Linked DNA regions of Homo sapiens: region 2 is linked to region 1. A link is an interaction called in ENCODE POLR2A ChIA-PET data of the cell type or tissue named here. Cell type or tissue: K562. All regions are shown on one strand. Each heading gives the region's core, and the rest is flanking DNA. Links, peaks and the distances in the headings are about the cores only. Region 1 holds the start of FAM174C (family with sequence similarity 174 member C). Region 2 overlaps APC2 (APC regulator of Wnt signaling pathway 2).

Evidence for each region. ChIA-PET counts read pairs that join two places held together with the same protein. Peaks named below come from ENCODE experiments on the same cell type or tissue, not always from the same donor. Only the 100,000 strongest peaks of a DNase experiment are listed, where the experiment ranks them.
Region 2: POLR2A ChIA-PET joins it to region 1 with 5 read pairs; 22 of 35 experiments call an interaction of 5 or more read pairs at or near these places.

What each region holds. Positions count from the first base shown.
Region 1 is chr19:1,270,469-1,275,543 of GRCh38, reverse strand. CIRBP (cold inducible RNA binding protein) reads right to left here. Exons shown (of 6, transcript NM_001300829.2): 2 at 4,508-4,616; 3 at 4,298-4,404; 4 at 4,077-4,215; 5 at 3,912-3,993; 6 at 734-3,563. The coding sequence starts at 4,610. The coding sequence ends at 3,101. It overlaps FAM174C (family with sequence similarity 174 member C), which reads right to left and starts at 14. Exons shown (of 3, transcript NM_017914.4): 1 at 1-14. RefSeq lists silencers at 1-314, 325-384, 283-507, 1,874-2,057. In K562, for the core only: a CTCF peak has its summit at 1,302; DNase peaks (open chromatin) are centred at 83, 503 and 1,301; H3K4me3 peaks cover 2,398 bases.
Region 2 is chr19:1,457,918-1,460,417 of GRCh38, reverse strand. It overlaps APC2 (APC regulator of Wnt signaling pathway 2), which reads right to left. Exons shown (of 15, transcript NM_005883.3): 10 at 2,358-2,453; 11 at 98-237. Among named protein-coding and RNA genes, the nearest start is that of APC2, 9.0 kb to the right of the region's middle. In K562, for the core only: no CTCF peak of the experiment used is centred there; no DNase peak of the experiment used is centred there.

The DNA of each region.
Region 1 (5,075 bases), core at 1-2,500:
GCGGAAGCGGTGGCGGCGCCCCGCCCCTATGCGCGCTGTCAGTCAGGCGCGCGGAGGTGATGCCAGCCAATGGGGCGCGGAGGCGGAGCTTGACGCCGGGCCCCGCCTCCGCCTGGTGAGCCCCGGCGCTACCCACAGTGCCCCGCGCGCCCGCCGCGGAACTTGCTTCGTCGAACCGCTCCAAGGGATCAGGACGGAGGCCCGGAGCCCGCCCGTGGGAGTCCCGGCAAGGCGCAGCCGGCAGAGCCCAGAACTGCCAGCCCAGCGTGGGGGGTCGCGGCTTCCGAGGAAATCGGGCTGGCAGCGGGGAGACGGGGCGGACCCCGACTTCAGGACCTCGGGCCGCTCATTCCCACCCACTTCGGGGCGACCCCCGCCACTCCTGCCCCGGCCTCACGGACACTGAGAACGCGTCGGCCACGTCCAGGGCCCAGGAAGGTGGCGCCCCGCTCCCAAGCCTGCTACAGGGAACCCGGGACTCGGCCCAAGACGGGGCCTGACAGCGGCTGCGCGGCCGCCGCTCCCTCGAAGCCGAGTGCGCCTCAGATCCCGCGAGACTGGAGTCTCCGCGCTGCGAACCCCCTCAGTGGCGAGCCCCCCGCGGTCACTGCTCGGACAATGACCCTTGCAGTCTTCCCTGTCGGGTCCTACTCGTGCGCTGAACCGAGGTCCGCAGGCTTTTCTTCCAGTGGCCCCGCTCCGCCGACAGACCCCCCTGAACCACAGACTCGGCTTTCTGGGTGCACACGTGGCCCTTTATTCGAATCCGACTTTCACAGGGCTCCACATCGTTGTGGGCAAGGACTGGCCGCCCCGTAAGCTGCCGGCGCACCGCAGCCCGTGCTCCAGGAGAGACTCGAGGCCCTGAGCCCGCACCTCACTGGCGAAGCGCCTCCTGGAAGGAGGAGGAAGGGAGGGAGAACAGGCGCGGGCTCCAGGCGGGGGACCCGGCGCTCCCGGGAGGCGCTGCCCTGCACCCAACACACACCGAAAGGCGCCCGCCATGGGGCCATAGGTGCGGGAGAGCAGGACTCACTGAAACGCCCAGGTGCCGCCCGGGACAGGGCTCAGCGCCACATGCCACTCTTCCCGAAAGCACTTACAGGGGACAAGCCTCCTGGGCAAGCGGCTGCCTCCAGCTCTTGTTCCAGGTGAAGTCCCTCCTGGGACAGTGACCCCAGAGGTCATCGCTGCTCTCAGGCCACCCTTCCCCGAGTCCTGGCCGGGCCCCTTCAACCTGCCAAAGCAAAGCAGCGTTACTCCCAACGTCCTCCACAGGGCTCACAGCTGCCCCTCCCGGCCTCCCCGGAAACAGCCACAGCCCCTAGGAAGGTCTCAGGCTAGTCAGGGGGCTGTGACCTCAGGCTCCGTCACAGGCCAGCATGCCCAGGGCGGGTCTGCACCTTGGCGCAGCTGGAGCCAGCTACCCGTATGGGATGGAGCTATGTGGGCCAGTGTGGGCTCTAGAAAAAAACTAATGGCGGCAACAGACATCAGAGAAAGCTAAGTTAAGAGTGTGACTTAAAGAGGTCTGGAAAAGACGGTCAATTGAGCAAAAAATCCAAAAGGCGGGGGCGTTCACTGGTCTTCAATCCTGCTTAAGGGATTTCATCTATGAGCCAGGCATGACTGGGCCCAGGCTGCACCTGGCTGCACGTGGGGAGCGTAATGGCTGGGCCTGACTTTAGTTCCAGCTTAATTGAAAAAAACAAAAACAAAGTTAAAAAAAAAAGGAAAAACAAAAAACAGTCACAGGAACATTCCCCGGGCACATGACTTTCAGTGAGCTCTCAACAAGAGGGATGTGGACACGAGCGGAAGGAGTTACCTCGAATTACAGGGCTATTTCCACATATGAGCTAGCCAAGGGAGCAGCTTGCGTCTCAGAGGGTTCTGTTGGGCGCACAACACTTCTGTCCTCCGAGGGCTGCAGCTTCCATAGGCTAGCAGAGAATGCTCAGAACTCGTGAAGCAACAGCAGAACTAGCTAACCGGCTGGCCGTCTGAGGTCGCCCTGGGATGCCACGTGCCTCTGCTCTCTGGCCTGCTTCTAGACTGAGGCAGTCCAGGTCAGCGTCAGGTGCACGTCCACTGTCCCTGCTAAGCTGCCCGCACAGTCCAGCCCTCTGGCCACCACTGCCAGAAGCCTCCCAGGGCTGCCCTGAGGCCTGAGCTGCCCGCTCCCGTCCCCCGCCTGGCTCCCCTACCCTGACCAGCGCCAGTCTGCTGGGCCTCCCTTTCTAGCTCTGCAGGCCCCAGGGAAGGCTTGCAGACCCGCTGCTTCTCCACCTTCTCTCTCTGCTCAGGTCTGGCTGCAGGAGCCCGCAGCAAGGAGTGTGTGGTGCAATGCAAGGGAATTGTCAGAGCAAGGTTCATTTCACACGGTCTTTTAATCGGCTTCGTAAAGCCAAAGAAAACTGCGTACAAGAATTCCTCAGCCACTGCAAATACAACATCGATGGAGTATGCGTACGTCTTCCAGTAAAAAAGGACAATATAAATAAACATCTTCAAGAACCTCTCAGGGACGTCTGCACGTCTACTGTGGGGCGCACAGCACAGATGGACGCAGGGGCTGGGGCTCCAGGGCAGTTGCTGCCACACCCGCCGGGGTCCTACCACACTACACTCAGAAACGTCACACGGAGTTGGAAAAAAGCCACAGCTTGCTCAGCTTCCGACAAAGAGCGGATTCACAGTCCGTTCGATCTCAGAGAAGTGAGTGGGGCACCCACTTCATGGGGCCAACCCCACTAAAAAAAAAAAGGCAACGCAACCAAAAACTAAAACAAAAACCAAAAACCCACACAACCCCCGATTTTTTTGAAAACTCATGGCTCGTGGTCAAAAAAGTAAATGCTTTTCAAAATGTTTTGAAAACCCTCAAAAAAAAACAGCACTTCCTTAAAAAGAAAAGTCTAGTAACGAGGCCATCCCGGCGTCAGAAGCGGTCAGGCTGGGTTTGACAAGATCAGAACCGAAATGACTACGAAAGTGGGAATACAAGGAGGTGCATTTACTACACATTAACGTTCAGCGAAGCTCCCACAATCTTTAAACACACAGCCATTGGAAGGACGATCTTGAGCAGGAAGGGTTTTTACTCGTTGTGTGTAGCTGAGGACAAGAAGCAGGCACAGTGTAAAGGCACCGAAGCAACAAGAGGCAGCTTCACCCCAGAGGCCAGACCAGGGCGCGGCCTGCGGCCGGGGAGCAACCACCCCCCACAGCCGAGGGAGGCTGGCCTGCGGCCACACATGCACCTAGCTGACTGCCCAGCGGGCCCTCGCTCTCCCTTGCCTTTTTGGTCAGTCTCATTTGGCTTTTGCGTCCTGCGATAGAAATGGCTCTGAGAGGACAGATGCGCCTCTTCTGGGCAAGCACAGTGACAAGGTCTGAGTGTCCAGCCTAAAGTGCTTGGAGAGGGCACCAAGGTGAACCGAGCTCCCACCGCAGGCCACAGCAGCGTGGCGCCCTCGGAGTGTGACTTACCGTAACTGTCATAACTGTCTCTGTAGGACCCGCCCGAGCTCCGGTCACTGTAGCCACCACTCTGACTCCGGCTGCAAGACAGACAAACGTTGAGTACCGGAAGGTACCCGTCTACTTCTGCTCTGCCACAACAGGCTGAGCCGCCAGCCCCCATGCCAGCCGTCCCTTCTGGGGACACAACAAGGACCCCAGCAGGGCAGCATCTTGGAAATTGTTCAAAATCTCCACCAGCCTGTCCCCCAGGCCCTCCCGCTTCTGCGAATGTCCTGAGCAGTCTCCTCTCCTCTTGGCCTGGGTCCCCACCTGCCTCTGCTCCTTGCCCAGCCAGTCTCATCTCAGCTCCCCCAGGGACCTGGGACCCGGGACGGAAGCTGGCCATCCCGCAACCACCCCTGTGCTTGGGCCGGCCTCCCCCTCACCTGCTATAGTAGTCTCTGGAGCCTCCGTAGCCCCCACTCCTGGACTCGAACCGGTTCCCCCCATAGCCTCGGTCCCCTCCTCCTGCACATACAGGAAAAAGTGAGTACCAGCTCCCACCAGCAGTACCTCACAGCATCCCCAAGGGACCCACTCATGGCACTCACCTCTAGAGAACCCACGGCCCCGTCCTCGGCCCCCACGGAAGAAGCCCCGGCCCCCGGCAGAGCCACCACGGTACCCACGGGATCGGTTGTCTGACGACTTGCCTGCCTGGTCTACTCGGATCTGCCGTCCATCTACAGACTGGAGACAGAGGGCGGGACGGGTTAGCAGGTGGGTGCCCCATCCTCGAGACGGGACTCCTGCTCAGCACCCTGATCCTCACCTTCCCATTCATGGCCATCATGGCATCCTTAGCGTCGTCAATGTTCTCAAAGGTGACAAACCCAAATCCCCGAGATCTCTGGGTCTCCCTGTCTTTCACAACCACCACTGTGCAGGGGAGAGAGGTCTGCAGTCAGCACCCAGCTGTACTTCCAGGTAGGAGGAGCACAAGCCCCCCCGCCCAGGGCCGCGGGCCCAGCAGCAGCCTCACCTTCAGAGATCTGTCCGTACTTTGAGAAGACCTGCTCCAGCGACTGCTCATTGGTGTCAAAACTCAGCCCTCCAACAAAAAGTTTGCCTTCATCTGATGCCATGGCGGCCTGTGGCAGACACCAATGAAATCCTCAACAGGGGTCATCTCTCACCACCTCTCCCCGCTTCCTATTTTATGTAAATGACATGTGTTTTTTAGGGGAAATATTAGAAAATCAGATTTTTATTTTTCATTATCTCAAACTCATACCTAGGACTTATTTTTTTGGGGTCGGGGGCAGTGTGTCTAACTGTCACCCAGACTGGAGTGCAGGGGTCACTGCAGCCTCCACCTCCTGGGCTCAAGCAATCCTCCTACCTCAGCCTCCCAAGAAACTGGGACTGTAGGTGTACACCACCACGCCTGGATAATTTTTTTAAATTTGTTTTAGTAGAGATGGGGTCTTGCTCTGTTGCCCAGGCTGGTCTGAAACTCCTGGGCTCAAGCAATCCTCCCACCTTGGCCACCCAAAGTTTTGGGATTACAGGTGTGAGCCACCGCACCCAGCCACCTAGGACTTCTTAAT
Region 2 (2,500 bases), core at 1-2,500, 180 kb before region 1:
CTCAGGGCTGTTTCGAGGCTGGGATGAGTTGGAAGGAGGCTCAGTCCCTGGAAGACTGGATGAGGAAAGTGCCAGCCCACCCACTGCCCCCGGGCACCTTGTTGGCAACGTCCCCAAAGGTGAGGTTGGTGAGGGTCATGCCCGCGTAGCGGCGCAGCGCCAGGTTCAGCGGGTCCCGGGTCATCTTGTGCATCTCATAGTCAACCTGCAGCAGCTCTGCCACGGCCTGCAGCCCACCTGTGAGGACCCAACAAGGTTGGTGGGTGGCAGGGATGACCCTGCCTGCTGCCCAGCGCCCCACCTCACTCCCTTGCCCAGAGGCCCTCCCTATGCCCCAGACCTGCCCTCAAGTTCCCCTTCCAGGCCCAAGTCTGAGACCTCCTCCAGGAGCCGGTATGGCCTCACCCTGCTGCCAGACCCACAGGGGTACCCCCAGTGCCCTGTGACTGCCACCCCCGCCTCCTGTCAGCCCTCGGTCCTGGCTCACGCTTCCTCCAGCCACTGGGCCTCTGCACCTGTTGTTCCCTCAGCCTGGAATGTTCTTCCCTGCCCTGTTTGATAGGTGCCTCGGGGAAGGCCCCCTGAGTCCTCTAATAATACACCCCAAGACCATCAGATGGAGAGCAGCATCCCCAGCACAGACAGGGCTGTAGGGATGGGTGACGGCCACACCCACCCTCTTCACTCGCCCCGCTTCCCCATTACAAAAGGGGGAAATCAACGGGGAGATGGCGCCTGTGAGTCAGAGGGAGAGGAGGACTTGTCACCAAAACACTTTTCTCCCTCTTCAAAGACAACAGAGGCAAATGTGACTGTTCTCAGAGCAGGAGTGGGTCAGTGGAGACACCCTTTGGGGAAGTGAGTTAGGGACATATCTCAGAAAACTTCCAGCCTGAAACGCGTACATCCAGGTTCACCACAGCACGATTCACAGAGCCAGGAGTGGGGGGCAGCTAGAGCATCCATAGGAGGACAAGTGGGTCAGCCCAGCGTGCCCTGTGCACACGATGGGATGTCACGCAGCCTCAGAAGGGAGCCAGGCTTTGGCCGGGTGTGGTGGCTCCTTCTGCCTGCAACTCCAGCACTTTGGGAGGCTGAGGCAGGAGAATCGCTTAAACCCGGGAGGCAGAGGTTGCAGTGAGCCGAGATGGCGCCACTGCACTCCAGCATGGGCAACAGAGCAAGACCCTGTCTGTCTCAAAAGGAATGAGGCTCTGAAACAAACAGACTATGGCGTAGGTGCACCTTGAGGATGTCACGCTCAGTGGGAGACGCCAGGCATAAAATGACAAATCCTGTGTGATTCCACTCCTAGGATGTCCCTAGCTCCATCAGATTCACAGAGACAGAAAGTAGGATGGGGGTGGGTGCCAGGGGCTGGGGACAGGATGAGCAGGAAATGTTTCACCGGGACAGAGTTTGAAGATGTAAAGTGGCCGGGCGTGGTGGCTCGCGCCTGTAATCCCGGCACTTTGGGAGGCCGAGGTGGGCGGATCACCCGAGGCCAGGAGTTTGAGACCAGCCTGAGCAACACGGTGAAACCCCGTCTCTACTAAAAATACAAAAATTAGTCAGGTGTGGGGGCGGGCACCTGTAATCCCAGCTACTCGGAGGTGGAGTTTGCAGTGAGCTGAGATTGTACCACTGCACTCCAGCCTGGGCAACAGAGTGAGACTCTGTCTCAAAAAAAAGTTACAGCAAGACTTTTCTTTTTGAGACAGGGTCTGGCTCTGTTGCCCAGTCTGGAGTGTGGTGGCATGATCATAGCTCCTTGCACCTTTAACCTCCTGGGCTCAAGAGATCCTCCCACCTCAGCCTCCCCAGTAGCTGGGACTAATTTTTTTTTTGTAGTGATGGGGTCTCACTATTTTTGCCCAGCCTGGTCTCGAACTTCTGAGCTAAAGTCATCCTCCTGCCTTGGCCTCCCAAACTGCTGGGATTACAGGTATGAGCAGCCTCGCCCGGCCTCAATTACTTTTTATATTGACAAAGAGAAGATGTTGCAATGTCCTCAAACGTAAAACACCCCCTACAGTTCCAATTCTGGGCCTGTCTTCTATCTATCTTTGCCCTTCTGGTCCGTTCCCTGTTCTGAGCCCCAGGGAACTTAGGGCTGAAAGTCACCCCCGAAGCCTCAGACCAGATCGGGAGGCCACACGCAGCTCATGGGGACAGAGGGCCCAGGGTGACGGTCCACTCATGAGAGGTGCTATGTGACTCCAGGGAGTCTGTCCCTCTCCGGGCTCCAATCCCCAGCCCAAGCTCAGATGACCCAGCCTGTGTCCCTTTAGCGGCCGAGGAGCCACCACCTGTTCGGGGGCTGGAGGATGGCTTCCCAGAGGACCTGGGACACTCACCTAGCTCGTTCATGGCACGGCGGTACTCCTCATCAAAGGACAGCTTCATAACAGCACAGGTGGCCTGGCAGATCTGCGGCTCGATGGGGATCGGGGCTGTGGGCACAGGGACCAGATCAGAGCCCCCATTCCCAGGAAATGTC